3 separate regions of the Mus musculus genome follow, and regions 1 and 3 are each linked to region 2. A link is a loop called in an ENCODE intact Hi-C map of the cell type or tissue named here. Cell type or tissue: heart. All regions are shown on one strand. Links, peaks and the distances in the headings refer to the core of each region. The heading gives the core; the rest is flanking DNA.

Region 1 (10,185 bases), core at 811-8,810, 230 kb after region 2:
CTTAGTTCGAGGCCAGCCTGGTCTACAGAGTGAGTTCTAGGACAGCCAGGGCTACACAGAGAAACCCTGTCTTGAAAAAACAAAACAAAACAAAACAAAACAAAACAAAACAAAACAAAACGAACAGACTCTGGAGGCAGGCTTTACTGAGCAACTCATTCAGTTGAGGAGCACAAATGCTATTTAAACTTTTGGGGAGTGAGTAGGGGCACTCAGAGAGAATGTGCATCACTGGCCAAGGCCACAGTGAAGGGAATATTTTATTTGCATGAAAAGGACCTGAGGTGCTTGCTATCTGGACATGACCTTACTCAGAGAGGAAATTTAACCTATAACCCGAAAACTGGTGATGACTACCTCAGAGTAGCAGAAGTGGAGCCAAAAGGCCATGTACGTGCTCTGGAACATACAGGCCCAGGGCAGAGAAGGAGGAGTCCTGCTCCTGCTGGCCTTAAGATGAGATCGTCAGGGCCTGGGCATCACTGGTGATCCAGGCCGGCTCTCCAGGTCGCAGGTCTCTCCTGGTTGCGGCTCCCTGCTCATCTGGCTCCCACAACATCACAGAGTAAGTAGACATGTAAATTTTGAACCTAGCTCTCCTGCTGCCGCTACTGAGGGACAATATCCTCACTAATTGGTTCATAGGAGTTCACAGACCTCTGATGAACAGCAATATGGCTAAATACCCTTCCTTGTGAAGTGCACGGAACTGCATAGCCTGGGTGGGAAATGAGCTGGGTCCATCTCTTTTGTTGCATTTAGCCATTCCTCTTTTGTTATTTTTATCTGATTTGGTTCACTTCAGACCTGGTACCCGTTTCTTATTTATGACTAAAGGCCCCTGGGTGAGAAAAATGGAATCAAGAAAACCGTTTTTCTTTTATGTTCTACAAATGTTTCTATACCTCATTCCCACCACCCTTTAAAATAACATTTCCTTCCCAGGCCCCCCCCCCAAAAGCTTCTAAAATCCCTGCCTTTCCAATCTCCTCTTCACCTTGGCTATAATTATCTTGGGAGAATTTAAATTCCTTATCATGGGTTTGTGATGGCTGTGGCTTAAGGACCGTTGGCCTGGCTTCCATTCTGAGGCTTCGTCAAATTGCCCTCTATAGGAATTACCGTTAGACTCTTTCTTTCCTTAAAGGATGATAATGGGATTGTGACTCTGTTAAAGAAAGAACCCTTCTCTTGCTTGAGATACGTGCTGAAATATTTACCAGTCTGGGATTTGCTTCAAAACAGTCCAGTGAGGGAGATGACAAACACCACAATTGCTCGCTGAAATTGTCAGTCTCCTCCGGCTTTCTCTCACGGATCTTCATTCCTTTTCTGGTGCTGAGGGTGGAACCCGGGACCCCAGGGATGCTCCGTCGGGGTTCTCCCACTAAGCAGTTGCCCTCCTCTCTTGCAGGGACCCATTTGTTTCTTCTCCCTCTCACCCCCCAGGCTTCAGATCTGGATGTTGTGAACCTGAGGGTGGGGTTTGCCTCTGGGAGACTCAGACAAGAAGAGAATCTTAGTTTTGAGATCCCATCTCTATGGGATGAGCATCTGCTCCTCTGGGTCCAGGCTGACAGAGCAGCTGCTTCCTCCCTGGGATCTTTTCAATTCCTTCCTTCCTTCCTTCCTTCCTTCCTTCCTTCCTTCCTTCCTTCCTTTTATATCTTTATGTAATTACACTGTAGCTCTCTTCAGATACTCCAGAAGAGAGAGGGAGTCAGATCCCATTACAGATGGTTGTGAGCCACCATGTGATTGCTGGGATTTGAACTCAGGACCTTCGGAAGAGCAGTCAGTGCTCTTAACCACTGATCCATCTCTCCAGCCCTTTTGACTTTGTTATTAGTGTGTGTGTAGAGGTCAGAGGACAACTTTGCAGGGCTGCCCCCTCTCCTTCTAACTTATGCGGGTCCCAGGGATGGAATGGAAGTGCTTGGGTCTGCGTGGGAAGCACCTTTATCTGCTGCGCCATCTCACTGGCCTGGATTCCCTTTTTCTACATCCACTTCCACTGTCTTGAAGGTAGGTGTAAATTTACCAAGGTCTCCCCATCCCCACCCTGCTTCTGACTCCTGTGCCCTTCAAGGAAGGAAGGGAGGGAAGAAGGAGGCAGCTTAGAGAAGCAACTCTCACTTCCAAGATCTGGACCAGACCCAGCCACCTGGTCCCCAGGGTTTCTTGGAGGTCTCATGATACTCCAATCCCAACATGTGCAAATGGTGCTCCCATCCCTTCCTTGATCCCCACAAGCATCCTGACCCTCCCTGCAGTCATCCGTAGACTCAGTGGGCATCCTTTCCCTTCACTTCTCTCACCTGGCTGCTCTGCTATGCTCGGCAAGGCTGTACTGGTCCAGGCTGTGCTGGTCTTGGCTGTGCTGGTCCAGGCTATGATGGTCCAGGCTGTGCTGGTCTAGCCTATACTCATCTTGCGGAGCCTCCCTTAGTTACCTTCCACCCTTGCACTGCTTCAGGCCCTAGGCTCACTGGCCTGGGCTTCCTGACTGGATTCATTTCCTTCAGGCTGCTGCCAATGTTCTGCCTCCCAAACCATCCCACCAGGCTTCTAGAGCCTCCAGTGGCCTCTCTCTGTGGAGAACAAGAAATGACTAACTTCCTTAGTGTGGCATTTGATATCCTGCATAGCTTAGTCTAAATTATCTATATTTCCTGCTGGTGGAGCCACAAACCCAGGTTCATATCAAAATAAATCAGGGCCTTGATTAATACTCCAGAATCCTAGGCCCTACCCTAAACAGTTGAATTAGGAATCAATCAATCCATCCGAGAAGCACACAAAGGACCAGACGACACGGCGCTCAATTGGGAATTAGCTATGTAAGTCTGAGCACTGGGACTCAGATCCCCAGAATCTAGGTCAAACAGCATCCCTGTAAGTTTAATTCCCGGCGACTTTGCTGACCAGCCGATCCAGTGGAATTGGTAAACACCAGGTTCAAAAAGAATGTCTTGGAGAATAAAGTAGAGAGCCTAGAGAGATGGCCCAGCAGTTGAGAGTGCTTGTTCTTCTTGCAAAGGACCTGGGTTCAGTTCCCACCTATCCCTCACATTGGGCAGCTCACAGCTACTTGTAACTAATTATAGGGAATATAATGCTTTTTTCTGGCCTCCACAGATACTTGCACATATATTTGAGACAGGGGCCCTCTACCTAGTCCTGGCTGTCCTAAAACTCAGTATGTAGATCAGGCTGGCCTCAGAGGCAGAGATCTGCCTGCCTCTGCCTCCCGAGTGCTGAGACTAAAGGTGGCACATGCCACCATCACCCCTCTATAATTCTTTTAAAGCCTATATTTTAGGAAGTAAAAGCGGGGAAGTGATGGGGGAAAAGCCCTGACACTGACCTCTAACCTCTGGCTTCTGCCCATGTGTGTGCATACCTGTGCATCTTCGATATACATGAGCCTCTACACACACACACACACACACACACACACACCTGCAACACACAGGAACCTACACACCTACACAAGTACACATACAGGAAAGATCCGAGGGCCTTCCCTCCAGCCACAGTAAGTCACGCCCCTGGACTTAGCTCTCAGGGACCTATTTTCTCACTTCTCTCTGAGGCCAGGTCTCAAAGCCACACCCTTCACAAAGCCCCTGCTGCTGGCTGACAACCTGAGCCTGCGCGCACTCAGCTCGGAGAGCACTAAACACTCTTCTGTCACAGAGGGAGCAGCAAGTGTGCCTGTCACACTGTAAGCAATTTTCTGCTTGCCTTCCTGTCTAAAGTGGAAGCTCCACCAGGGCAGGTCCCAGAACACCAGGGGTCCCCGAGGCCTCCCTCAGCACAGAGCAGTGCTTCATAAATATCAGTCCATTCCATCGCATCTTATTCTTCCTGGTTCCTGACCACCAAGCACCAGAGGGTATTGTCTGATGGGAAGATACAAAAGGACAGATGGAAGCTCAAAGGGACGATGAGATGCGCAAATCAACTAGCGAATGCCTTCTTATTGTTTAGCATTCTGGAATGCTTGTCTATAAGAGATCCATCTGAGAGAGCTGTAAACTGGGTCAGAGCCTGGCTCTGTGGGCTCCGGGCTTCATGAAGTTACCACATCTGAAAGGTTCTGGTGTTAATCAAAAGCTAGCTATTTATTTATTTATTTATTTATTTATTTATTTATTTATTTATGTGTGTGTGTGCGCGCACGCACGCGCACCAAGCAGCATTATATATACGGAGGTCAGGGAAAACTTGTGTGATGAATGCATGTGAAATGCACAGAGCCATCTTCCCTCACAGTACCCCTGTCACAAACCACGGGAAAGTGTTAATCTTATCACATTGAGAACTCTACCTGACAGGATCTACAGAGACATCCACTGGCTCTACTCCATGGGAAATCTGCTATCTGTTGTAGGGCTGGAGGATATTTGCCTCAGGGTGCTGTAGCTGGGCCAGGGTGGTTACAGTGTTCTGGAATGAAAGGCAAATACTTGTTTGACTCAGGCCCCTACTTACTGTCTGTGTGAGACTAGACATAGCATTCTGCTTCTCCGAGGTTCAGCTTTTTCGGTCCTGCAGTGGGAGCCCTAGGTGTTCCTAATCCTGACGGCTGCTGAGTGGTGAAGTCATGCATGGATGGATATCACCAGCTGGGCTGTAGTTCAGGACAACTGGGATTCAGTAAATGACAGGGAATTGCTGGCCCCAGGTGACAGGGCTAGAGCTTCAGGCTGAGTCCTAGCCATGAATTCTGGCTTCTGGAGTTTAGTAGCAGAGCTACCAGGGAGCCAGGTGGGAGTGGGGCTGGGTGTGGCAGGGCTGATCTTGGGCTAAATGACTGGGAGTGGGTGAAAGTGGGGTTGGAAGAAGAACTCAGACATCTTGCTTCTGGTTGCTGGTGCTAGGCTACTAGGTCCTTTAACTGAAGTGGAACCACGGAGCGGAAATGAAGCCATATTAGAGCCCTGACGTTTTTATGTCATGGAAAACTGAGAACTGGATTCAGACAGGACTTTGGGGTTTGCCTATGATGGGGAAAATAATAAGAACGTCCACTTCTCTACCGCAGAACCGATTGTCGCTAAGACATGCTAACCCTGAGACTTCGGAGGAGATCCCATTAGAAGCTCCCTCCTTACTGACTGACACATGTTCTTGGTCCTGAGGTGTGCTGAGAGACCTGGGTGATATACCCTGGTCCTGAGGCAGGGCTTGAGCCAGGATGTTCCCCTAAATGGAAACACAGCTAAAAGCTTGGGTATGAACTGGGAAGAGGAAGATGAAGGGGCTTGGGTGGCAGAGTGAAGGATGGCAGATCTGATCAGAACCTGCTTTGTTAATGGGATTTCATAGGGAACAAAGCCCCACACAAGGGGGCTTCTGACATTGAAACAAAGCCTGACACCACCAAAGACTGGAGAACAGCGCCACCTTCTGGCTGCCTGAGGCTATGACCCTTCTCTCCGGGAAGACTCCCAGGGCTTTTAGGGAAACCATCTAATGTCTGATGTCTTAGTGTCCTAGAACAAAAACGACCCATTTGAGCTCATTTCTGGTGAGCCTGAGATTGTGCTCTCTTACCAACTCCCCCTCCTCACCAACACACCTGCTATTCGGACCCGGATCAGCTTTGGTCCCCAGCATCTGGAGGGGCTTAGAGAAAGAAAGCGCCCCGCCACACACCCCACCCCTGCACACACACACACACACACACACACACACACACACACACACACACACACACTATAAAATCATCCAACCCCAGGGGAGATCCCACCCCAGGCTGGGAGAATGTTTCTTGGAGAGACAGGCCAAGGAGATGTAGAGACAGGCCCCATGTAGGGACAGTAGCCTTGTAGCATGAGGCTTGGATTAACTCTATTCACCCTATAGCCAGCCCGGTATACATTTATAGCTCATAGTTCCCCTGCCACAGTGAGATATTCTAAGCAAGAAGAATTTACTAGAACTGTTACATAAGGGGGCAGCACTTTCGAGTAACCCGGAGGTGTTACACAGAGACAACTGTGCATCGCTGAGCTACAATTCCAGTCCCCTTTAAAATTTTTATTTTGAAAATTACCTAGGCCGGCCTTGAACCCTCCTTGACCTTGTGGTCCTTCTACCTCCATCTACCGGGATGGAGGATGCTGGGATTAGAGACCAGCTTGGATAGGCAAGTCTTGACTTTGCCTCTTCATTGGAGACCTCCTTGGATACAGGCTGGTTTTTTTTGTTTGTTTGTTTTTGTTTTTTGTTTTTTAAAAGGGGGGGGGCTTCAGCATTACCACCCAGCCAATGCGCCTTTTCTGGAGGAACCATACAGACTAGGAGAGAGGACCAACCAGGCCAGTTTACAGAAAAAGAAACCAAGGCTCAGAGAAATCAAGTGACTTGTCTGGGGCCACCCAGAAAGGCTACAGTAGCCAACACTGGTGGCCTGGCTCTGACATAACACACATGTACATCCACGTGACCCTTGCTACTGAGGACTCCATAAACAGACCCAGAAGGGCAAGAGAGTCAAGGGAACCGGGAAGTCCAGGGTCTGGGACTTCTCCATCTCCTGCACAGTGCTCTGGGGCAGGCTGGGAATGCTTCCATCGTTCACACAAAGTGGGGTCTGAGGCCCACAGATAGGCCCCCTTTGTTCATGGGCTCTCCCTCCCCACTGCCTGCCCAGCCTGCAGCAGCCACCTCTTTGAATGGCTGGCTCTCACACTGGAAATTTGCAACACAAATGTGCGGCCTGTCTCCCTCTCAGCCTGTCCACCGCTGCCCCAGCCTTTGGGGGGACTTCTAGAATCCACCTCTCTCTGGGGTGCTTTCTTTTTTGTTTCAGCTCAAGCCCCTAGACACCAACACAATCACTAATTAAGGTCGGGTTAAAAACACATCTTGGGAAGGAGCCAGTGCTGAGCGAGGCCAGCCAGCCAGAGCGGGGTGGTGGGAATCGGAGGTGGAGGCTGGATTTTTATTCTTGAGACTCTGGCTTTCTCACCCCATTTTAGTAGGCTTGTCAACAAATAAAGCCTGTTAGTAAGATGGCTTCCAGCTTCCCTAACCATTCCGCTTGGCTTTCTGAGCTCAGGACTGGCTGGAAATTGTTGCTAAGACACAGCCTGTCTCCACTTCCTTACCGGGGAGGCAGGTGTCATGACCCCACCTTGCAAACGCAGTAACTGGGGTGCAGAAGGATGAAGTGCCCTGTCCAGATTCCCTCGTGGGGCAGAGCGTGGTTTCATAGGAACTCACTGGCCGCCTCCTTTCCCAGCTGAAGAAGTGCTTCCTGGTTAAAGTGACCTTTCCTTCTCCCTGCAATTCTTGAGCGCTTTTGTGTGTTTTTGGAATTGAAGCTTCTGCTTCTCACAGCCCTCTGATGCTGGGTCTCCTTATTTCTCAAGGCCCAAATCCAGCTCAGAGGACAGAGACCCAGACATTCCCAAATGGCGGAAATGAGACCTTGGCGCTCAGGATCACTAGTGCAAAGAGCGCTGCAGCCTGGGGGTGGTGGGGGCTAATTAGATGTTTAGTAAGAGTTTGTAAGAGAAGGAAACAAATGCTGGATTAAGAACTGGCCAGCAGTAGTGCTCCCTCGCCCTGGAGGGAATGCAAAAGGCACAACTTGGGTCTGGAGGACAGTTTGTTAGTCAGTCCCTCTTCATCCTCTTCCTCTTCTTCCTCCTCCTCCTCCCCCCTCTCCTCCTCTTCTTCCTCCTCCTCTCACTCCTCCTCCCCCTCCTTCTCCTCTTCCTCCTCCTCTTCCTTCTCTTCCTCTTCTTCCTCTTTCTCCTCCTCTTCCTCCTTCTCCCCCTCCTCCTCCTTTTCTTCCTCCTCCTCTTCCTCCTCCTCCTCTTCTTTCTCCCCCTCCTCTCCTCTTCTTCCTCCTCCTCTCCCTCCTCCTCTCCCTCCTTCTCCTCTCCCTCCTCCTCCTCTTCTTCCTCCTCTTCCTCTTCTTCCTCTTTCTCCTCCTCTCCCTCCTCCTCCTCTTCTTCCTCTTCCTCCTCCCCCTCCTCCTCCTCTCCTCTTTCACTTGCTGAGACACTTTAATGCTTGGCAGCTTTTTGAATATTCAAAGTATTCTCTTACTGCACAACAACGGTTCCCCTCCTAGAACCCTCCAAGACGAATGGATTTGCCCATTCTCACTAAGTCTTGCCAAGATTGATAATTTTAAGACACAAGTTTTATTTATTTATTTATTTATTTATTTATAATTTTGTGCATGGGGGTGTTTTGCCACAAGTAGGTCTGAGCACCCTATGCATGCAGTACCCACAGAGGCCAGAAGAGGGCGTTGGGATGCCCTGGGACTGGAGTTAGAGATGGCTGAGTCACCCTGTGAGATCAAACGTATGTCCTCAGAAAGAGCAGCCTGTGCTCTTGATCACTAAGCTCCAGCTCTGTGGAGTGAATCTTAATGTACAGCCTCCAACAAGAATGAACTTAAAGGTTCCTCAGGGTGCGTGGATAAGCAAGCTGTCAGAGACACACAATGGGAGAAAAAGGACTTCATTCCTCTGATCACAAGCCCTTTACAGACTGAGCTGTCTCTACTCTGCCTGCTTTTGAGCAGGCTCCTTGCTATATTGCCCAAGCTAGCCTTGAACTCCTGGACTCAGCCTCCTAAAATGCTGACACACCGGAAGCTGGGCATGGTGGCACATGCTTTTAATCCCAGCACTCGGGAGGCAGAGGCAGGCGGATTTCTGAGTTTGAGGCCAGCCTGGTCTACAAGCTGAATTCCAGGACAGTTAGGGCTATACAGAGAAACCCTGTCTCAAAGGAAAAAAAAAGTTGGCATATCGGATACACACACTCCAAGACTCAGTGAGGCCCTTAAGAATCTGTTTTATGAGCTCTAGTTATATAGATGTCCAAAGAAAAGAAACTTTTAAAACCTTTGAAAGCTGTTATTCCCAGGTACAGAGACTGTCGCCTTAAGGGTAGAAGGAGCTTGCAGGGGTCAGAGAGGTTGTAAGTGACAGAGTGGAGAGAAGGCAGGTCTCTGACCTCCATGTGGATCTCTCTCTGCTGGTCCACAGGGTCCCATGAGAAGCCAGCACATTTGCCTCAGCCACTTTAATGCCTTTCTTGAGAATGCTTAGCTACAGGCTAGAAAAGTCTGGAAACATCACAGTTCTCCCAAGGTCCCCATCTCTTCTCTCTCCCTTCACACTTCTCTGAGGCAGCTTCAGTGTCGGGCTGTCCTGACACATTACAGAGGTTGCTCCAGGGTTCGGCTGTCAAAATCTGCCTGTTGACGGCAGCAGCTGGTATAAATCAAACCCAGGGACATTCTGATAATTGGATGACAAGGGAGACGGTGAACAATTTTCCCCACTAAAGGGGAAAATAAAACCACTTATTGGTAATATTGTCTACTCCATAGTGAAATAAAGTTACGTGTGGACAAAACAGAATTATAGGAACTTGGAAAAGCACAGTTTGGGGGAGTGAGCAAAGCCATGACATGGTTGCAAATATAATTAGTAGAATCTTAGCGTCAGAATAATCATTCAACATTATATTCTGTTCACCCCCACAAAGACGAAGGAAAAGTTCAGTATGAGTCTTAATTAGTGGGGGCACAGAAACCACTTCCCTCCATTAATTTGTCCGATGCTAAAAACGGCACGTTTGGTTGACCTCTGCGCAATCGACTCTCTGACGCTGACAACACTTAGGAAAATGAAGGTATAAAAGGGAATTACGGCGGTGGCTGGAGCAGATGCCCAGTCTGCGGTCAGTGGGACCTGAGCAGAACCTCAATCGGAGAGAGATACCTGTCACCTCGGAGGTGAGAGGGGGCGGTCCTGGGGGTAGGGACGGATGGGGGCAAGAAAAATTGATCTCTCACCAACTCACAGAAACCAAGTCAAATGGCCCATGGCCGGCCTCTGTGTCCACAGGCTGGTGAGGATAGATAGTACCTGTTCAGAGTGCAGTGTCCCCTCAGGAGAGGTCTAGTGGTTTTGGGTGGCTTTGGGTGGCTTTGGGTGGCTTGGTTGGCTTTTGGTGGCTGGTGCCATGTGGTGAAGGCATGGTGCTTGGACACATGGAGAAGTGGCAGGCAAAGGGGTTGCAGGAGTTGGTGAGAGCCAAGGGAGGGTTTGGGGATCCTTCCAGGGTGTGGGGCAAGCTTCTGGGTTGAGCTGTAGGCTGGCTGGGTTTTCCTGTCAATTTCAGGACTCGGCTGTGCAT
Region 2 (10,185 bases), core at 685-8,684:
TGCCCTGGTCATAATCAACAAGGGCCTAAAGGTCCAGATGTGGGGGAGCTCACAATGGTTGGTTTTGAAACTCTTGGGGATGTGAATCCACTGGGCATTTATGATATACCCCACCAGTGACCAAAGTTTTGATCATGGTAAAATGGGAAAAATCAGAGGGAAAACTGAAAAAGGGAAACAGGTATATTGTTACCTCATTCATTAATGAAGGGGAAAAGGCCTGGGACTAGAAAATGGGAAAGAGTTGGGGTCTACAAGTTTATAACTGGTACTGGCCGGGGCCTGGGACCCAGGGGTTGTTCACTATCTAGCTATTGTGTTAACCTGACTCTAGCTTTCCACTGGGTCCCAACAAGGTATTAATAAAGCTAAATAAACCTTTGCACTGGCCTGTCCTCACCCCTACTCTCTCACCTCAGCGAAATCCCACATGGTTGCCCAAGTCAGAGCCCTTACAACTAATAGAAGCCACTTTCCAGGTCCTCAATTCCTTCCTCCATCTGAGGATTGGTGGTTATGCTTAAATGGTCACCCTGGTACTATTAAGGAATAGCTATCTCTAGAGACTACTCACAGATCACAGATGGTACTCAATGTAGATTAAAACAATCAGAGGTTAGCTGACCCTACAATCAATAATCAGTCAGGGTTTTGTATTGGAAAAAAGGTAGCCTCGGCCTATTCTCATCCCTATAAACCATACCATAGTCCCTGCTGTCACAGGGTGCATGCTGCCTGCAAAGGACATTTGGTGGGCTTGTGTCTTGGGGCTTACACCATGCATTTATGATGCTGTTATAAATATGACTGGGGATCTTTGTGTTCTGGTGCAACTTGTTCCTAGGGTGGATTACTACTCAGAGGAGGGCATTTTTAACCAACCGGCACCTCTATCCAATTGGTTAAAGAGAGTGGCCATTTCCACTGTGTTACTGGGGTCCCTCCTTAGCATAGGGCTGGCAAGAACTGCTGGCATAGGGGCCTCAACCCTAATACTTCAGGACAAAAACTATGAGGCCCTACAATGGCTATTGATACAGATTTGCAGGAGATGGAAAAATCCATCACAGCCCTGCAAGATTCCCTGTCCCCCTTGGCAGAAGGAGTCTTATAAAACAGAAAAGGCCTAAACTTGCTGTTCCTCCAGTAGGATGGACCCTGTGCAGCATTAGGAGAAGAACATTGTTTCTATGCTGACCACTCAGGGATGGTCAAAGAATCAATGGCCTTAGTCAGAAATAGATTACATGACAGAAAAGTAGAGTGAAAGCAGTCTCAGGGTTGGTATGAGTCCTTCTTTAGCTGGTCTCGTTGGCTGACCACCCCATCTCCACCCTGACTGGTCCTCTGATCCTACTGATACTGACCTGGACTGGTGGTCCCTATCTAATCAATGTTTTAGTTAGGTTTGTTAAGGAATGGACTTTTACTGTTCAATTGATGATTCTCCAACAACAGTACCAACCTATGGAAACATTTCAAGGATTCAAGATAGCCCATTACTCAAGGGGGAAATGAGAGGACTGAGGCAGGCTGACTCCATGACAGGCTCCATACTGGCAGTTCAGGAGACTAGGCCTAAGTTCCTGTTTCCCAGAACTGGGCAAGTTAGTTCCTGGGAAAACCATAGCCCATGGGCAACCAATCAGGAACTGTGTCACCATCTGGCCTGGGGCAAAAACAGAATGAGTCAGCAACAGTTTTCAGGACCCCCAGTGATGGTTCAAGAAAGACTCCAGTGCCTAGCCAATCCCAGAGACACCAGCACCCCTAGGGATAGAGCCCACCAATCAAGATAAAGGTCGCTTACCCCTCCCTCCCTGGAATTCCCCTAATCAGCTTTAAATTGAGCCTTCAAGCTCACCTCTGGGTCACCATTTTGACAAATCTTAGACCTCTGCATGCTGGATTTCTGCAGGATAAATGTTCCTTGCTTTTGCATACTATTTGAATCTGGGATATCATTCTTCATCAATTCACAGACCCTAATACTCCTCCATGGCTGGTGGGAATGCAAACTTGTATAGCCACTTTGGAAATCAATATGATGGTTCCTCAGAAAATTGGGACTAGATCTATCTCAAGACACAGCGCTATCCTTATACACTATACTCTTGGGCATATACCTAAAGGACATTTCACCCTGCCACAAGGCCACTTGATCAACTATATTCATAGCAGCCTTATTCATAACACCAGAAACTAGAAACAACCTAGATAACCCTCAACCAAAGAATGGCTAAAGAAAATTTGATACATTTGCACAATGAAGTATTGCTCAGCTGTTAAAAAACTGACATCATGAGATTTGCAAGTGTGGGATGGTAAAGCCATGCCAGGAAGTTTGGTAAGGTAGAGCGGTCAAGACCCGGAGACTCGGTGGGCACACACCTGAGGCTTAGGTTACTCCCAGCTCCCTGCTAGATTCCTGGCCTGGAACACTCTTCAAATAAAGCAACATGTCCTATGGTCACGTAGGCCCAAAACAGAGTTCTCCATGCTAATGAGGTACCTAGAAGCCTAGAGGGCTTAGCCAATAAGCTTCCCTTCCCAGACATTCCTCCCTACCTACAAAAGATGTTTCATCTCAGGCCTACCTGGAGAAGTGAGTATGGTACATTACCCATTTTCCACCCATAGCAACCAATGAACTGTTTAGAACCATGGACTCTCTTTCATCAAGATCCCCACGGGGAGACAGGGAAAAGGCATTGGACCACAGAGTTGCAACAACTCGATTCTCCGTAGAAGGCCTCTCTGCATCCTAGCCATAGCCGCCACAAAGCCTGCCTCCAACAAGCTAAGACAATCATCCCCATGGGACAATCTGGTGCTCCCCTTTCCCCTGGTCCTGGGCTAGACGCTGCCCCAGCACCAGCTCTCAGCTCCCTGACTCCATTCTCTGTTCTTCTATGACACCCAGCAATATCTGAATGTCCAAGAGTCTGAGAATCCCATGGCCCCAGCCTTGTCGCAGGTATGGAGACCCCTGAACCAGCTTCTGCTCTTCCCACATCTCAGACTGCGCTTTCCCACCCCTAGAGCAGTGTATCAGTGCTTATGAACAGCCTGGCACTCACAATGGATGTGATAAGCACAGTCAAACTCCCCTCATTCCACCTCCCCAAGAGATCATGCCCATTGGTGGGGCAGTCGCAGACTGACATGAACGTAAATGGATAAAACTAGAGAAAAAAAAAATCATTCTGAGTGTAGTAACCCAGACTCAAAAAGACAAATATGGTTTGTACTTATAGGAGATGTGGGGCGTGCCACCAGACCAGACAGAAGAACTGGTAAGGCTGAGTGAGCTCAGAAGCCAAGAATGTCACAGATTTGAGATCAAGAGTTGAACGGCTTTCTCCATGATTCTGCACCTACTCTGGAACAGATAACAAAGGCACCCCGCTAAGATGATCATGTGCAGTCAGTCAAGTAATATAAGACCTGGTGTCCTTCCCCATGCAAATAAAGCATCACTAACACCTCAAACTCAGCCAATAGGAACCACCTACCCCCTAAATCCCACCCCACTCAGGGTTTATATAGCCCCTATCCACATGAAATAAAGCACACACGTTATTTCACCGAGGATCATCTGAGAGTGGCTGTCTTTACTGAACTCTTGGGGAAGAGTTCTCTCTCCCAAAGCACTCACCGGTGGCTGGATCTTGGACCTGCCTGGCTGGGCAGGCTCACACCATCTCTGTCACTGTCACAGTAGCTGACAAGAGACACAGGACCTCAGCTACTTCATTGCTTCTTTTCTAAGAGCTGTAACACTCCAGGCAGTGGTCCAGCAAGAGAGCCCGGATGGCCAGAAGCCAAAGGCTGAACACCCAGAGACTTAGGATAGACCCAAACACAAGGGGGGGGGAGGGGGAGTCAATGAGATGATTAGTAATGATACTCTGCTATACTCATAAATTAGTGCCTGGCCAACTATCATTAGAGAGGGAGGCTTCACCCAGCAACTGATGGGAACAGATGCAGAGACCCACAGCCAAACATTAGGCAGAGCTCAGGAAACCCCATAGAAGAGTGGGAGGAAGAACTGTAGGTACCAGAGGGGCCAAGGACACCACAAGAACATGGCCCACTGAATCAACCAAGCAAGGTTTATGGGGGCTCACAAAGGCTGAAGTGACACTCGTGGAGCCTGTATGAATCGGAGCTCAGTTCTCTGCATATGTGTTGTGGCTGTGTAGCTTGGTGTTCTTGTGGGATTCCTAACAGTCAGACTGGGGGTGTCTCTGATTCATTTGCCTATTCTTGGAGTCATTTTCCTCCTGCTAGGTTGCCTCTTCCACTCTCAATACGAGAGTATGTGTTTCATCTTAATTGTAACTTGTTAGGTCTTGTTTGGTTCATATCTCTTGGAGGCCTGATGTTTTCTGAAAGGAGATGGAGGAAGAGTGGATCTGGTGAAAATGGGAAGTTGTTCGGAGATGCTTGGAGGGGGGGGGTGCTGTGGATGGGATACAATGTATGAGAGAAGAATTTTTTTTTTAAATACTCTGACAAAAAAACAAGAGAAGGAGAAAGGGTTTGTATTTGCTCACAGATGGACACAGGGAAGTCAAGGCAACAGTAACTTGAAGTATCAGGTCAGGGCACACTCACCATCAGGATGCAGAGTGGGTAGTACAAGCTCCTTTTCCTACACAGTCCAGGATCCCAACAGGACTCATTGCCAGCCCCCTCAACACAATCTTTGCCAACCCACACTCCACAACTGATCCTCAGTCCTGAGCTCATTGCTCCTCCATCTCCCGGCTCCTTTCAAAGATTATATATTTGTGTTCTGCGTGAGGCCAGGGGTATGAATTTTCACGTCCTCAGAAGGGTCTGGTATAGAGGAACTAAAGTCTAGGATTTAGGCTTCAGATCCATATGGCCTAGATTAAAATCTAGCCACCACCTGTGTCTAGGCATCCTCAGCCAATGCTCTCCACCGTTTCATCTTGTGTAAAATACATACAAATAAGTCTACATGTTACAAAATCGCACTGAAAGTTAACTTTGGCATTTGAGGTTTTAAAAAATCCGGCAGTTCTGCACCATACCGCTAGGTGTCACCACAGACTTGGCTAAAATACTTCCTTCTTGCTTTCCCAAGTGAGAGAGTCCTAAAAACTGAGTCCTAAAGCAGAGGGCAGCCCTGGGAAGGGCTACTCCATTTGAATATATGTCTCTAAAGGTCACTTGAGGACAAGACCTAATCTGCACACTCAAAAGTTATCTGGTAAATTCATGGGGCCAGGCTTTGGGGGAGTCCCACACCCCACCCCCACTGCACTTTGATTGGTGCTTAAAGTGCTACTTGTAGGAGACCAACGGGTCAGCACTTGCTGACTCTGGTGACTTGAATAATAACCCCTATAGGTTCATAGGGAATGGCACTATTAGGGGGAGTGACCTTACTGGAGGAGGTGTGGCTTTAGGAAGTATGTCACTAGGCAACGAGTGGGCTTTGAGGTCTCTGAAGCTCAAGCCAAGGTTCAGTGGCTCACTGTCTCTCCTGCTGCCTGTGGATCAGGATGAAGAACTTTCAGCCCCTTCTCCAGCACCTTTGTCTGCCTGCACACCACCATGCTTCCTGCCATGACAATAATGGACTAAACTTCTGAAACTGTAAGTCACCCCCAGTTAAATGTTTTCCTTTGTAACAGTTGCTATAGTCACAGTGTCCCTTCACAGCAACTGAAGGCTGATGGGGAGGACTTTGACAGGTCACTACAGAGGAGGGGACACCACCTCCAGAGGAGAGTAACAGGGTCTTCTGGCTGCAGTATGAAGGACACCTGTGATCTCTGTTGCTGTGATTAAAAAAAAAAAAAAAACAAACAAACAAACAGTAACAAAAACCTGACAGAGAGCAGCTTAGAGAGAGCCAGGTTACAGAGTGTCATAACTGGGGATGGGGTGGGAGAGAAGGTCAAGGTGCCAGGAGCTGGAAGCAGCTGGCCACACCAAGTCCACAGTCATAGGCAGGGAGAAATGAATGCATACAGGCTTGGGTGCTCACTGACCTTTCTCTGCCTATACAGTCCAGGTTCCAAAGCCAGGGAATGGTGCCACCAACTTCCAGACCAGGTCTTCCCATATTAATTAAAGCAATCAAGAGCATCTTCCACAGACATGCCTATGGGCCAACCTGCTTTAAGTAAGTCCCTCACTGAGACTTTTTCCAGGTGATTCTTGGCTACGTTGGCAAAACTAGCCATCACAAGGACTGTTTGGGGTTTCACAGGAGTCAAAACAGAGAGGCCAGTACAGGCCTGAGGGAGGGAGGGAGGGAGGGAGGGAGGGAGGGAGGGAGGGAGGGAGGGAGGGTGGGTGGTGATCAGGACCAAACTTTGGCAGTGAAGACAAAAAGGTCTAAAGGAGACAGGGATCCCCAAGGAAAAGACTAGTTTCAGAGGGGGTGCCGAGTTGAGGAAAGCAGGTGTCCTGGTTGGCTGCCAGGTGGACGGGGAGAATTTCGGAGGCCTTGGCAGGAAGTCAAGGTTGGCTTAGCCCAATTTTAGGGCAGAAAGGGTTTCTGGGTCATTCCAAATCCCAGGATCCAAATGGAGCAAGCCTGAGGGTGGAAGCAACCAGAGAAACCAAGCGGAGGTGAGAAGCCATGCCTGCCTCCAGCTCTGCAGTTCCCATAAGAAAGTTGGCCACTGGGGCTTTGGCAATGCCCACACCGCCACAGAAGTACTAGGAACACTTTCTGACCCTTGTTTTGGGATCTGTATAAGTACAGAGCTTTTCTATACCCACCCTTGTTTTGAATACTGACATGTATACCTTATATTTACTAATAAGCTTCAGACACTATAGCCGGGCAGGTTCTGAGCTATTCCAACCCGACAAAGCTGGCCTTAGACTACTTCTCAGACTGCTTTCCAGCCACATGGCCTGATACCTGCCCTTGCCTTGACAACACCTCCTTCTTCTTCGGCTTCCCAGTGACGGCCACTCCCTGGTTCCCCACCTGAGACTGGCTCCCTCTCTCTGAGCACAGAGGTACCACCTTTTCCTTTCCTGCCCAGCTGTAAGCTGCTCAGCCCTTTATTTTAAACAATCAGAAGATTCTGGGATACAATGTTTTACAACATACTGAGTCTCAATTCCTATTTCATAATAATGACAACACCAAAGTCCAGATTGCAACCAGATCTCTGGATTCAGAAATCAGTGTCTGAATACACAATGACCGAAAACATTCCCCAGCAGGGTCTTTTAAAATATGCTTTTCCTTTTTTTTTTTTTTTTTTTTTAATTTTTTATAGGACCATCGAATGTTTCCCTTGAGACCTGAGCCAAGTCTTTGCTTGGTCCCTTCCCCTCCAGACCCCCTGAACCCACTAATTTGATTGCTATCACCTCTGTTCAGTATCATCAACTCTTGAGCTAGACAATGGGATCCTGCTTTTTGCACTGGTGTGGGTCCAGCTCTTTCTAACCCGCATCCTGTATATGTCAGATTAATCTGTAGTGCTTTAGTGGTTTGTTACATTTATGCATAAAATATGTGTGTCAGAGGGGATTGGTTCTAAGGCCCAAATATGAGGATGCTGCTCAAGTCCCTCATACTATGGTGCAGCATCCACAGGCTCCCCACACACCTCCTCTACACTCCAGCTCTAGAAAACTGAGCTAAAACTGGTTTGGGACCACCCCAGGACCAGGGTACATAATTTACATATCAAAACAGACCTGGCCTCCAGGTTCTCCCAGCATCCCTCAGTCCCCTCCTGGCCCCCAACCCTGAACTTTCCAGCCCAGGGGCTGGGCTGCTCTTCCCTCAGTGGCTCCTCCCTATAGAAATCCAGACATTTTGCTCCCTCGAGCTCTCTCTTTCCCTCCGTCCCTTTCTCCTTCCCTTCTGTCTCCCACTCCCCATGGGGACTTTTCCGGCCTCGTTCCTTAGGGCCAGTGAATTCACCAGAGAGCAGCTTCCCAATAAACCTGCCTTCAAAATATTCTAATCTGGCTTGAATTGGCTCATTTCACTGGCGGCAGAGAAATAACCTATCAAAATCCTGTAAGTGCGATAACAGCTCTTCTGTTTTCAGGCAGTAATTTGAGTTGCCCCCATTCAGTGCTCAGACCGCTATTCATTTAACAAGAGCTCCCTGGCCCTCTGTTTTCTTCTGTTGTTAGATGACAGAAAACCAGGTACAGGTAAAGGACTCATAAGCAATTAAACATGAGGGTCACAGCCCAACCCGCTGTGGTCTCAACCCATCCCCGCTCAGGTGTGACACCTGGAACTGGGATCATCTTGTGCCCATGAACTGAAGGATAACAGAGTGTTGGAAGAAACCCAGGTCCTCTGAGACACCAAGCCATTCCATGTATCCGCCACTCATTTCCTTTTTTTTTTTTTTTTTGTTTTTGTTTTTTGTTGTTGTTTGTTGTTGTTTTTTGAGACAGGGTTTCTCTGTGTAGCTCTGGCTGTTCTGGAACACACTTTGTAGACTAGGCTGGCCTCAAACTCAGAAATCTGCCTGCCTCTGCCTCCTGAGTGCTGAGATTAAAGGTGTGCACCACCACGCCCGGCCACTCATTTCCTTTTTTTTTTTTTTTTTAAGATTTATTTTTTATTATTATATCTAAGTACACTGTAGCTGTCTTCAGATGCACCAGAAGAGGGCATCAGATCTCATTACAGATGGTTGTGAGCCACCATGTGGTTGCTGGGATTTGAACTCAGAACCTTCGGAAGAGCAGTCGGTGCTTTTAACCACTGAGCCATCTCGCCAGCCCCTCCTTTTTAAGGCAGTAATTTACTGTTAAGAAAGAAAGAAAGAAAGAAAGAAAGAAAGAAAGAAAGAAAGAAAGAAAGAAAGAGAGAGAGAGGCAACATGAAGAACAGGCTACAGAGCCATCTCATTCCCGAATCCAAGGTGTCCAAAGTCTCCCACGTGAGTCAGCACCAGCCAGCTCCACTCCACGGAACCCCTGCTTCATGGACCAGCCTGTGGCAGTAGGGACAAGAGAGTCTGCTGCACCCCGCTTCTGCAGTTCCTTTCCCAGCTCCTCCCTAGATCACCATTGGCCTCCTTCCTTCCTGCCTTGGATCCCCTTGGCTTCTAGACACTACCAAGACCCGTGTGCTGAGGGAGGCCCACCAGCCCTTATACAGGTCCACTCTCTCCATCCACGGTGTGCCCAGGCATTTCCGCTACTGAGTTCTCTGTCCCACTTCTGATTGTCCCCTAGCAGCCTGTCTTCGGGCCTTTCCACCCTGGCCAAGGGCTCTTCACCTCTTCTTCATCCCTACAGCCACAGCTTAGGAGTCAATGCCTGTGCCTCAGTATGTGCTTCCCGCACCCAGTTTGATATGATCTCTTCTAGCTCCCTTAGTCACTACCTGTCTGAGTCACCATGACTTTGTGTCTGGAAAGATGTTCTGGTTGCTTAACTGGCTTCCTGTCCCAAACCTCACTTTCATGTTTTCTAACCCTGAAAGTCAATGGCCTCGGAGAGACCCAGATTTCTTTTCATTGCCTCGAAGAACATAGCTTCCCATGTCTCTCAAGACAAAAATTCAAATTCATGACCAAGGTACCTGTCATATTCCTTGTTCACCTTCCACCCTTAGGGTTGTCACCTCCATGTCTGGAACAAGACCCCTCACTCACACAATGCACAAACTCAATATGCCTAAGACGGCCCCAACCCTCGCCCACTCCAGACACCAGGATTCCACTCATTTCTCCTCTCTTTACTTTGCCTCCTAGTGCCTTCCACGATGCCTAATTACAAATCATGTACTGGTGCGACTACAAGTGGTTACTGGGTGGTAGTCTCTCCACTATCCCCCGACACTCACTCTCACCCTGGTGACTGAGAAAATTGGGGTCAGGAGTAGAATTGTACCTCCTTAGCCTCTAGCACTGCGCTTGCGCACAGTATGAGGTCAGGAACGTGGCTAATAAGCTAGTAAGTGACCACACTGACTCATCTAGACATTAACAAGCCTGGGGCAAGCCATTTCCTCACCAAGGAGGAAGCACGTCCTCAGCCCGTGGTTGAAGGGCCAGATCTGAGCCACGAGAAGTTTTCCCAAAGTACACAAATCACAAGGTGCTAAGGATTCTGCGGAGTTACGCTCATCAGCGTAACTACACCTCGCTCGCCCGCGGAGCTCTCAAAGAGTAAGAATCACAATCTGCTGCATATGCA
Region 3 (10,185 bases), core at 626-8,625, 92 kb after region 2:
GTCTTTCATTTTAGAAATCGTTATCATCTTTCTCTCACTGCTAGTATCTAAAGTTGAATTCAATTCCCCTCTGAGTTTGGTCCAGCTTTGCCCCACCCACCCACACACACACACATCTGTATTTCTCTCTACAAGCCTTGGCCAGGTCTTTGTGTTACCTATTTACATGCCAGCCAGGGAGTACCCACTACAGGCCAGTAATGGACACAGGATCCCAGTCTGAAAGGGCAGGAACGGTGGCAGGAACATGCACAGCACAAGAGCAAACATCCATGAGTGCTGGTCACATGCAAGGCTGTTATCTAACTCCTGTACAGTAATCTTGATCCCCACCACCCCTATGCAAAAGGGTACTGTCAATTTTAATCCAGTCTGGAAGAAAGTAAGGCTGAGTGAGGAGTCTACCAGAAACCGTGATCCTGAGATGCAGACCTGTCCGGTGCCAACTCCACACCCCATTGCCCATCTGAAGTCCTATCAAGAATGGCCTTCGTGGGCCTGGTTCTTCCTGGAGCCTCGAGGAGGCAGAGGAGCAGAGCTGGCTCAGGGTCAGTGCGCTGAGAACCTCTGTCTTCCAGAGCCACGCCCCTTGCTGCCCTCCTTCTTGGCTCCCTCTGTATACCAGACACTTCCAAGCAGACTACAGGCTACTGAAGGGGCCCACACCAACCAGGGCCAAGCCGGGACAAGGGAACTGGTCAGAAGCCAGACTCCAGGGAAATGTTCTGGGAAAAGAGGGCCACTTAAACTTGGGTGGCAGAAGCCAGTGTTCCAGAGGGCCCCCAACACCTGGGTACTGAGAGCATAGGGTTACTTCAGGCAGTCTGGCTTTGAAAAGGCCATCTGTGGGCTTGGGATGACCCATGTGCTAGGTGTGTGGGCCACTGAGCTGTGACATAGGACAGGGCAGGGTACAAAAAGGCAGTACAGTATAGAAAGGGGAGGAGGGGACAGGATGGATGGCTGGGACCCACTACCATGATCCAGCCAGAATAGGAAGGACAGCCATCAAGCTGGTATCTGGCTACCTGACCCCGGGATCCACTATAGCACTTGCTCCCCCGTGTACCAAGCATTCTCCACATGTGCTGTCACACAAGGTCTTAAAGCCCTTCCTGACCCCACTTTGCAGGCCAAGACACTGTGCCAGAGATGTCACTTTCCTGAGGGCCTGAGTAAGGTTTAAAGTCAGGTGTTAGACCCTGAAACCTTGGAACAGTTGACAGAGGCAACGCAAGATGGAGCTGAGATCCTTGAAGGGGGACAAGCAAAGGACAGGGAGCCTAAAGAAAGGTACTTTGTGCGGGGCGTGGTGGCGGTGCACGCCTTTAATCTCAGTATTTGGGAGGCAGAGGCAGGCGAATTTCTGAGTTCAAGGCCAGCCTGGTCTACAAAGTGAGTTCCAGGACAGCCAGGGCTATACAGAGAAACCTTGTCTCCAAAAAAAAAAAAAAAAAAAAGAAAAGAAAAGAAAAGAAAGAAAGGTATTTTGCAGTCCTCTTCAGGAGCAAGGCAGTGAGTAGCTTCTCCCACCCAGGCACTCTCCAGCCCATCCTCAGCTCTCCAGGGAATCTTTTAGAAACACCTTAAAGCCTCCGGTCCCTCAATCCCATTTCCCACAGCAAAGAACAAAGGGAGACACAGAGGGAGAAGGGCACAGTCACACCCCTCCAAAAGTAGTGAGCACAGTGGGAGGGAGAGGACACCCACTCTGGGGTGTCACCTCTGCTCGGTTAGCCCAGCTCCCCCCCTAAACACGCACACCCCAGACAGAAGCAGAGAGGTGTCACAGATGGACTTTCCAGACAAGGCCCTCCTTCCAAGCCAGGGCTCCCAAATGCGTTAGCAGGGATGCGTAAGAGGGAAAAAAAGAGCAAAGAAAAGACGCCCACGCAGAGGTGCCCTGGCACCCCAGAGCCCCCTGGCCCTCCCTCACTGGGAGGTGGACGCTGAGACGTTTTATTTTATATTCTTCTGCACGTACTTTTTGCTATTTTCTACTTTTTTTTCCACAGCGAACACGTATTCTGTCTGAAGCTGAAGGAAAAACAATAAATGTCATTTCACAAAGAACGAAGCTGTCCACGGAGCGGGAACAAAGCCCATGGGAGGCGGGAGGGCTGCAGAAGCAGTGGGAGTGGGAGAGGCAGGCAGCACACAGACAGACAGAGAGAAGCAGATAGACGGACAGACAGACACATCATCATTATTATCATCATCCTTTAGGCTCACAGCATGAGCAGAGAGTGAAATTCCAGAAATCTCTAAGGGAGAAAAAGGGTGGCGGAGAGAGGTGCAGCAGGGAGGGAAGGCTGGGGAGGGACAAACAGACACACCAGTATACCACCCCAACCTTGCACAACTTAGTAACAACAGTACAATAGGATCAGGTCACCCTCATGACGGTGACGTCCGGGATTTGTGTTGGCTTTTCTTATTACCGAGGTAACAAAGCCTTTTGTGCTCAGGGCTGACAATTCAGGAGAAAATTGTGTTCTAGTTTTTGAATAGCAAAAGTACCTATGAGTACCACATGGAGATAGGGAGAGCACGTGGGGAGGCAGCTACAGAAAGGACGCACGTAAGGGGCACACACAACGGAAGTGGGAAAGGGCTTCAGTGGGACAGGGAGGCAGAAGAAAGACAAGCAGAAGGTGACCAAAAGACAGAGAGACAGGAGCACTCCAGTGTCCTAAGAGGACTCCAGAGTGGCGGTCAGATTCAGTGAAACTCGAATGAAGAAGTGACTGAGGAGGGACGCAGGGCAGAAGCAGACTGGGGCAGGGAGAGACCAGTGGTAGTGACAGAGGTGGAGAGGGACAGAGTCCTGGGCAGATAATAAGAAAGCCTGAGACAAGGCGGAGGGGCAGGCAGCTGGGAGCAGAGCACATACAGCCCTGGGCCTGCACTGTCAGCTGATGCTGCGGACACTCTCAGGGACCATCGCCCTGGGAAAGGGGGCACTAGGATCTTCTGGCTTGCTCCCTGTATCTCCTACATGTTCCATGTTTTCCTGGAAAGAAAAGGGGTGCAGAACAAAGTGAAGCTAGAGAAACCCAGAGACGGGAGCCCCCCCCCCCCCCCACACACACCAGTGTACACACATACCTGCATAAGAGCACACAGGTATGGGAGGATTAGACGGAGGGACGTACACCAACAAGGCCAAGAGCCCTGGACCCCATGACTGTAGCACTCAGTCCACAAAGTGTTGATCCATCACCTGTCCTCTGTACAGGCTTCTGAGTTAGGTTAGGCTGCAGCCTGCTCCTTTGGAGTTCAGGCTCAACTGTGGTATTAAGTCTAGTCTGAGCCAGGGGCAAGGCAGGCAAGGGTCCTCTGGAAGCCAGTCCTAGAGCCCCAGGGGGAGGGCAGGGCGGGCAGAAAGAAGAAGGTGCTGAGAGCTGTTTGCCATGTCCAGGACTACTCAAACTTGCAAGAGCAGAAGTACACAGTGTGGGAGGGCACGGGTGGCAAGCCACACACACACACACACACACACACGAGCCAGCATCGCTGGATGAAGAGGAGCAGAGCCTGACTGGGGAAATGAGTGGAGACCCATGAGGCATGAACAGTCAGATGTGGCACATCTGGAAAAAATGAGCTGGAAGGAGATAGGCCAAGAGGAGAAGGAAGAACAGGCAGCAGAGAGAGAGAGAGAGAGAGAGAGAGAGAGAGAGAGAGAGACTGAAGACAGGGCAAGGAAAGGTGCTGACAGCTCAGCCCGCACACCAAGAACCAGGAGGGAAGAATGGGGACATGCAGGTGCGGAGGGTAGGGGCCCGAGAGCCATGGAAGGGGACATGGTACAGCAGCCCTCCCAAGCAGTGCTTTATATATACAGAGGAAATCGAGGGAAGAAGCACTTGTGAACACACACACACACACACACACACACACACACACACACACACACTGAAGGAAAGATAAAAGCCTGGCTCCCAGAGAAGAAAAACAAGATCCCCTGGAGAAGGCCAGAGGGACTCCCACACAACACCCCCTCGACTCTCCCCCTTAAATATCAAAAGAGTCCGGAGGACTAGAGCAGATAAGAAAACAGTACAGTCCTATGGACAGGCAGATAGACAGTCCTACTGAGAGAAGAGAGACCTATCTTCTCCAGCAGCATCTCCTGTGCACACATGCATCTCTGGTGCTCACTCATGTCCAGAGCCATCCAGCTAACACTAAGACATGAGAAAGGGGGCAGACACTGAGGAGGGCTGGCCTGGGACATGTCCCTCAGGAGGGCTGGCACGGGACACGCCCCTTTTCTCCACAGGTGCTGAAGGAGAGCCCCTCTTGGCACTTGAACACTACTTGGTTCATGGGACTCCGATGGACTTGCGGACGCTTCCAGCACACAGCCTGGTGGAGGCTGTTCTTGAAGCTCTTCCCCAGGGATACCTCAGAGGGAGGATGCTAAGCGCGTAGGTGTCAGACAGTTAAGAGACCCGAAGCATCGGAACCATTCACAGGTCTGGGGAGGGGACTTGCAGCCAGACGACAGCCCAAGGAGGGTCAGGCCTGACCCTATGGCCAGGGAAGGTGTCAGGTACAATGGTCCTGAGGGCAAGGTGTGTGACTGCCCATCGTATGGTGGTGACATGCCATCCCAGCTGGTGACAAAGGAGAGTGAGGTGTGGAACGTATGCCACCAAAAGGCTAAGGCCTGAACTGCACCCACCCCAGAGCTCCAAGGGACAGAGTGGACTGAAGCAGAGGAGGGACAAACCGAGGGGACTGAGGAAGAGCTGGTGTCTAGAGAGGGTGACAGAGAGATGGGGGCTAGGTGGCCAGCCAAGGGTAGCGGGAGAGACCATCAAAGAGCAGCAGTGATGCTTGGGAGTGCAGCAGTGTCAGCCAGGAAAGGAGACTGTGAGCCACTGACTCAGAGGGCCACAGTCCACAGCCAGCCTGGGTGACCTGGATCATCCCGGCCAGAGTGTGGCTGCTAAAAATAGCAAAGGTCATGGTCCTCTTGATAAGGAGTGAATCAGGAAACTCCCAGTCTCCCACGGGGGAGAGCCTGAACCCACCAGAGTCACATGGTACGTCCAACGGCCAGTGTGCTGATGGGGGACAGACAGGGAGGGGGACAGGCGAGTGGCGGTGTCCCCACACACTAGGAACACTCTCTTCCAGAAGGTGATTACAGGTTGTATGGATTTCATCTGGATTTCAAAGTTTTTAATTAAAAAAAGAAATAGCAAAATACATTGGAATTCAAAAAGTAGGGGCAAGAGGGCGGCAGTATCACAGAAAGTGCGGAGGCCCTGAGGCTTGGACAGGTGGAGGCTCAGGGAGCTAGGAAGCAGGTTGTCCCTGAGGAGAACAAAACCTGGAGGGACAGACTGGAGGTTGAGAACCAGTGGGGGCTAGGGGGGAGGCAACATGTAAGGAAGAGACACAGAGGCTACACCTAAAGGGGACCCCATTATTTGACAGCTGTGAAGTCAGACAAAGGGTGTCTTGCTAAGGACAGCAGGACCCCAGGGAAGGCCTCTCTGAAGAGGAGACACAGGAGCAGAGACCTAAAGGAGGCAGTGAGAGCAGGCAAGCCTCTGGCAACTGGTTCCAGGCAGGGAGAACCGTATGCATGAAGGTCCTGAGGTAGAAGCAGCTCATCACATTTAAGTAAAGGTTGGGCAGAGGAAAACAAGGGCTAGTGGCAGAAGAGGCTGGAGACCAGGACGAGCAGCTGGCCAAGGAAAGCTGGTGTCTTCCCGTACATGTGGTTAGTACTGGGAACTGCATTCTGTGATGGGGTGCCCTAGAGACCTTAGGGAGAACAGGTGAAGAAAAGAAAAAAAGTCCACGAGAAGCCCCAAGCAGTTCCATCCCTGTGGGACTGGATGGAATATTCAGATGAACCCCAAAAGTTCTTCCAACACTGGCTCTGCAGCAGAGGTAACCAGAGGGGAAGGGGGCAGAGTGAGGAGCTACGGGGAGAAGCAACAGGGAACAGACAAAGGCTGGAAGGAAGAAGAAAGCTTAGGAAAGAGGGAGAAAGGGAGGGAGGGAGGTAGGGAGGGAGCTAGAGAGCTGGTAGAGTGGGAGCTTCAAGGCGAGGCGAGACCCCCCCCCCAACTCCACCAGGGCTCAGGATGACGCATGCACGCAAGCTGAGCCCACGCTCAGCCATCTCAGTCAGAGCTATGACGCACTTCACTGCCTGAGAGGCCGCCAGGCACAGACATTGACATGCAAGCCCTAGCAAAGTCCCCAGGAGAGGGGCTACAAGGAAGAAGGCCACAGGGAAGGAGTAGGCAGGACAGCAGGGTGGTGAGTTCACCACAGAGAAAAGGAAGACACCTCACCACCCAGACAGAACACAGACACCCAAGTCACCACTTACACTGACAGAATGACCAGTGACCCACATAAAGATGGGCAAATAAGGCCAGCTGGGTCTACACCCCAATGCATGGAGTGCCAGATGCATGCCCATTGACACATGTAAGCTATATGTATACTGACCCACAGAGAGAAAGTCCAACACCCAGAGGTGACAGACTCCAATCTTCTGTCTGGGGCCAGAGCTCACAGAACCTCCCTCAGACACCAGACACACCCCAAGGATGGACGCAGAGAAGGGAAGGGAAGCAGAGGACATTGGGAGATGCAGATGAGGAGAGTGAGGCAGAACACGTGCTGTGTGGCCTCTCCAGCCCAAGCCAATTATCTACCTCTCGGGGCTGCCCCAACAGACACTAGTCAGTTGTTGAATAGCCCGATAGCCTGGTGAAGGGAGACCACGGGTAGCCCCTGTACCAGGCAGGTGACAGGTGTCAGGGAAGCTGGGCCCCAGAGGGGAGGCAGGATCTATTAGGGAGGACTCATAAATAGGACATAGAGGGTATGTCAATCAAGTTGGGGTTCTGAGTGAGGTGGTCGGGGCTATACTAGGGGTCTGTAGGCAAGACCAACACAAAAGTGGGGTTGCTTAGTGTAAATTAGGAGTGTTGGGAGACCTGGACTTGGGTGACAGATACCAGAGTGGTTCCTTCAGAGAGGGTGCTGAGCCCTGAAGTAGGGACAGGGTTGTTGGGCAAGGAGGAGGAGCAAGAAGGGGCTCTGGGGGGTAGAGGAGGCTGGGTTGGTGTTCCTGGAGGCTGCAGACAATTACAGCAGGGTGAGGAGAAGGGAGAAGGCCCACAAGCTCATGAGAGCCACGAGTCAGGGGGCATCAGAAAGGCCAGTGCGTCACAGGCTGAGAAGGAGATCCAGACAAGAAACCTTCCAGGAGTGGAGACAACATGGAGTCTAAGGGGACATCTGGGGGCAGGAAAGACAGGCCAGGTGAGGTGTGTGGGTCTGAGACTTGATTCCAAGATCCCAACTCAAAGCCAAGCTACACCAGGGAGCAAGGAGCTTCCAAAGGAGACGGATGACAGGAAGGATGGAGGCCAGAATCCTGTTCTGCCCCTCAGAGACAGCAAAAGAGGTGATAGAGAGGCAACAGCTGAGAAATCTGGCCAGGCTCCCCTGAAACTGTCTAGTGGGGAGTGCCCAGGAGTGGCGGGAGAGAAAGAGAGAGGGGCAGAGGTTGGAGAAGCAGAGAGGGACCAAGATGGTGAGGAGTCCCCCCTGCGTCTCCTTCCCCCTCTCTCTCCTCCCCGTCATTTCTCCCTCCTTCTCTTCCTCCCTCCCTCTCTCTCTCTCTCTCTCTCTCTCTCTCTCTCTCTCTCTCTCTCTCTCTCTCTGACATATAGCAAAGAGGCAGAATTCAGTGAAATATGGGGAGAGCAGAAAGAGACAGGAGGAAGCTAACACACACACACACACACACACACACACACACGACTCCTAAATAACTCTGTAAATACTTTTTTTAAACACCCTCACATTTGTTTGAGATTTAAAACAAATGTCAACCAGAGATGGGACAATCACAAAATTCAGAGTCAATTATCCCATGGTCAACAAGCTGTACCCTGATTTAAAGTGGAAGAGGTCAAGAAAAAGAAGGTGACACATATTCACGGGATAGGGTGGCAACTGTAGGTTCACATGTGAGGTTGCTTGGGCCACCCAGGTAAGTAAGGCCAGGACAAAAGCAACACACACAGTAGGACCACAGAGAAAGAGCAGACTGTTATCTGCAAGGAGAGACCACAAAACTCTTTAGCAGGCAGTGGGGAATTGCCTTAAGAGATGCCTGTGGCCTGCGGGGTAGGGAGTGGGAGCAGGGCTGGAAGTGAAAGGAAGAAGTGGGCCGTGAGGGTTAGGGGGCTGGGCAGTAGGCAAGGGGTCCTGGATGCCTGGACTCTGCACTGTGACCCCAAATGGGAGCCTGGAAATCATTTCTGAGTGCCAGTGAGATGACTCAGCAGGAAGAGGTACCTAGCACAAAACCTGAAGACCTGAGTTCAGTCCCCGGGACCCACAAAACAAAAGAGAAGTAATTCCCACACGTTGTCCTTGGACCCCTACATACGTGGTGTAGCACATACTCACCACCCAGACAAACGAAAACCATGTAATGTCTGAAATACAAATGACTGTCTGGAGGGATAGCTCAGAAGATAAAAGCACTTGCCACCAAGCCTGATAACCTATTTGATTCACATACCCACACACTAAATACATAAATAAAAGGAAAAAAATTTTAAATGACTCTTGAACAAACAGGAGGACGGTAGGACAGAAGGATGGGCAGGTGGGTCTTGGAACATATCGGTAGAGCATAAGCAAACCCTGTACAAAGCCTGGGAGAGCGCCCTCCTACCCCAAAGGGTCCCGGGAGAGGGGCAAGCCTGCAGGCCAGGCACACAGTACAGACAGTGGCTGGGGCTCACCCATGCTCACTCACAGGAGCTTCAGTGTGTGCTGACCAAAAGAAAATGTAAAGGGGGTGGGACCCCAGAGTGGGACAAAGGATTAGAGCAAGTGACAGAGATGACATGTTGCCAGGCAGCTACACACACACACACACACACACACACCTCTGAATGCTGCACACGCAGGGCCAGGCAGATTTCAGAAGCACCCTGGAGACAGGCAAGGCAGGGAGAGGCTCAGAGTCTCAAGTTTCCAGCGCACTTGCTCTTGGCCACACGGAAACAAAGAGCACTGAGTACCCAGATGGGCACCCATGGCCCATAGAGATGGGCATGAAAGCCACATGGCAGAAGCTGCAAGGACCCTTCTCATGTCTCCCCACCCCACCCAACCCCCCACACTCTCCCAGAGTCAGACACATGGGCGGCAGCAACAATTGCTTCACAATAGGCCCTTTCTGAAGAGCCCCGGGAATGAAAAACACTTCCAAACCAATGACGGTGACCCCAAAGCTAAGGAAGAGGAGGCAGCTGCCCAGAGCAGGGCAGGAGCCTGACCAAGAGGCCATGCCTGAGGGGACTTGAACAAGCTGGGGGGTGGGAGTGGGCAGAGATTGATGAAGAGTGCTGAGGGGCATAGAGGATGCTGCAGGCGCACAGAGGGAGGGGCTCTGCAATCACAGCTCAATTGAAACTAATCAGCGCCAGAGACACTCAGGGCTGTAACCCGGGGCAGAGACACAGGAGACAAAGAAAGACTGGGAAACAGCCAGGGAGGAGGCAGGACCCTGGAGAGGGCTGAATGCGGGGGTGTGTGTGTGTGTGTGTGTGTGTGTGTGTGTGTGTGTGTGTGTGTGTGCAAAGTCTGAACACAGGTAACATGGAATCATCTCTGTCCACGCCATGAAAGGGATCCAGGCACAGGGAAGGCTCAGCATCACACCACCAAGGCTTCATACATGCCTTGTACACCCTTCAAACCTATAGTCACATCACAACCCTGCTGCACACACTGTGTGTCACCCACCACACCACACACACCATACATAAGCTATGTACCCCACTACACCTCACCTATCAGAGGTCTCCCTCCACATGTCATACTCCCACAGTACAAATTGTAGCCACACCCACATGTACCACAGTCCACACACAACTCAGGGGATTCACACACCTGGACTGTGGGAGGTCAGGTGCTGCCGGGAAGTCTAGACCTAAGGAAACTCACACACAGGCACAAGCTCACATGCAGAAACACAGACACATGCTCACACACAAACACACACACTGACACATCCTCACACACAAACACACACACTGACACATGCTCACAAACGCGCACACTGACACATGCTCACACACAAGCACACACATAGACACCCCCACGGGTAATCAGACT

The links. A loop is a pair of places that touch in the nucleus more often than their neighbours do. Peaks named below come from ENCODE experiments on the same cell type or tissue, not always from the same donor. Only the 100,000 strongest peaks of a DNase experiment are listed, where the experiment ranks them.
Region 1: it touches region 2 in a loop (7-fold over the local background); 41 of 42 quality-filtered maps call a loop at or near these places.
Region 3: a loop joins it to region 2, with 6 times the contacts of the local background. A loop is called at or near these places in 21 of 42 quality-filtered maps.

The regions. Positions count from the first base shown.
Region 1 is chr2:157,336,952-157,347,136 of GRCm38, reverse strand. Ghrh (growth hormone releasing hormone) reads left to right here and starts at 482. Exons shown (of 5, transcript NM_010285.3): 1 at 482-565. In heart, for the core only: CTCF peaks have their summits at 5,412 (motif pointing left) and 8,250 (motif pointing right); DNase peaks (open chromatin) are centred at 5,396, 6,526 and 8,256; H3K27ac peaks cover 1,971 bases; H3K27me3 peaks cover 228 bases.
Region 2 is chr2:157,566,603-157,576,787 of GRCm38, reverse strand. No RefSeq gene overlaps it. Among named protein-coding and RNA genes, the nearest start is that of Blcap, 5.3 kb to the right of the region's middle. In heart, for the core only: a CTCF peak has its summit at 5,073 (motif pointing right); no DNase peak of the experiment used is centred there.
Region 3 is chr2:157,474,814-157,484,998 of GRCm38, reverse strand. No RefSeq gene overlaps it. Among named protein-coding and RNA genes, the nearest start is that of Gm14279, 43 kb to the left of the region's middle. RefSeq lists an enhancer at 7,602-10,185. In heart, for the core only: a CTCF peak has its summit at 4,670; no DNase peak of the experiment used is centred there; H3K4me3 peaks cover 471 bases; H3K27ac peaks cover 3,422 bases; H3K27me3 peaks cover 360 bases.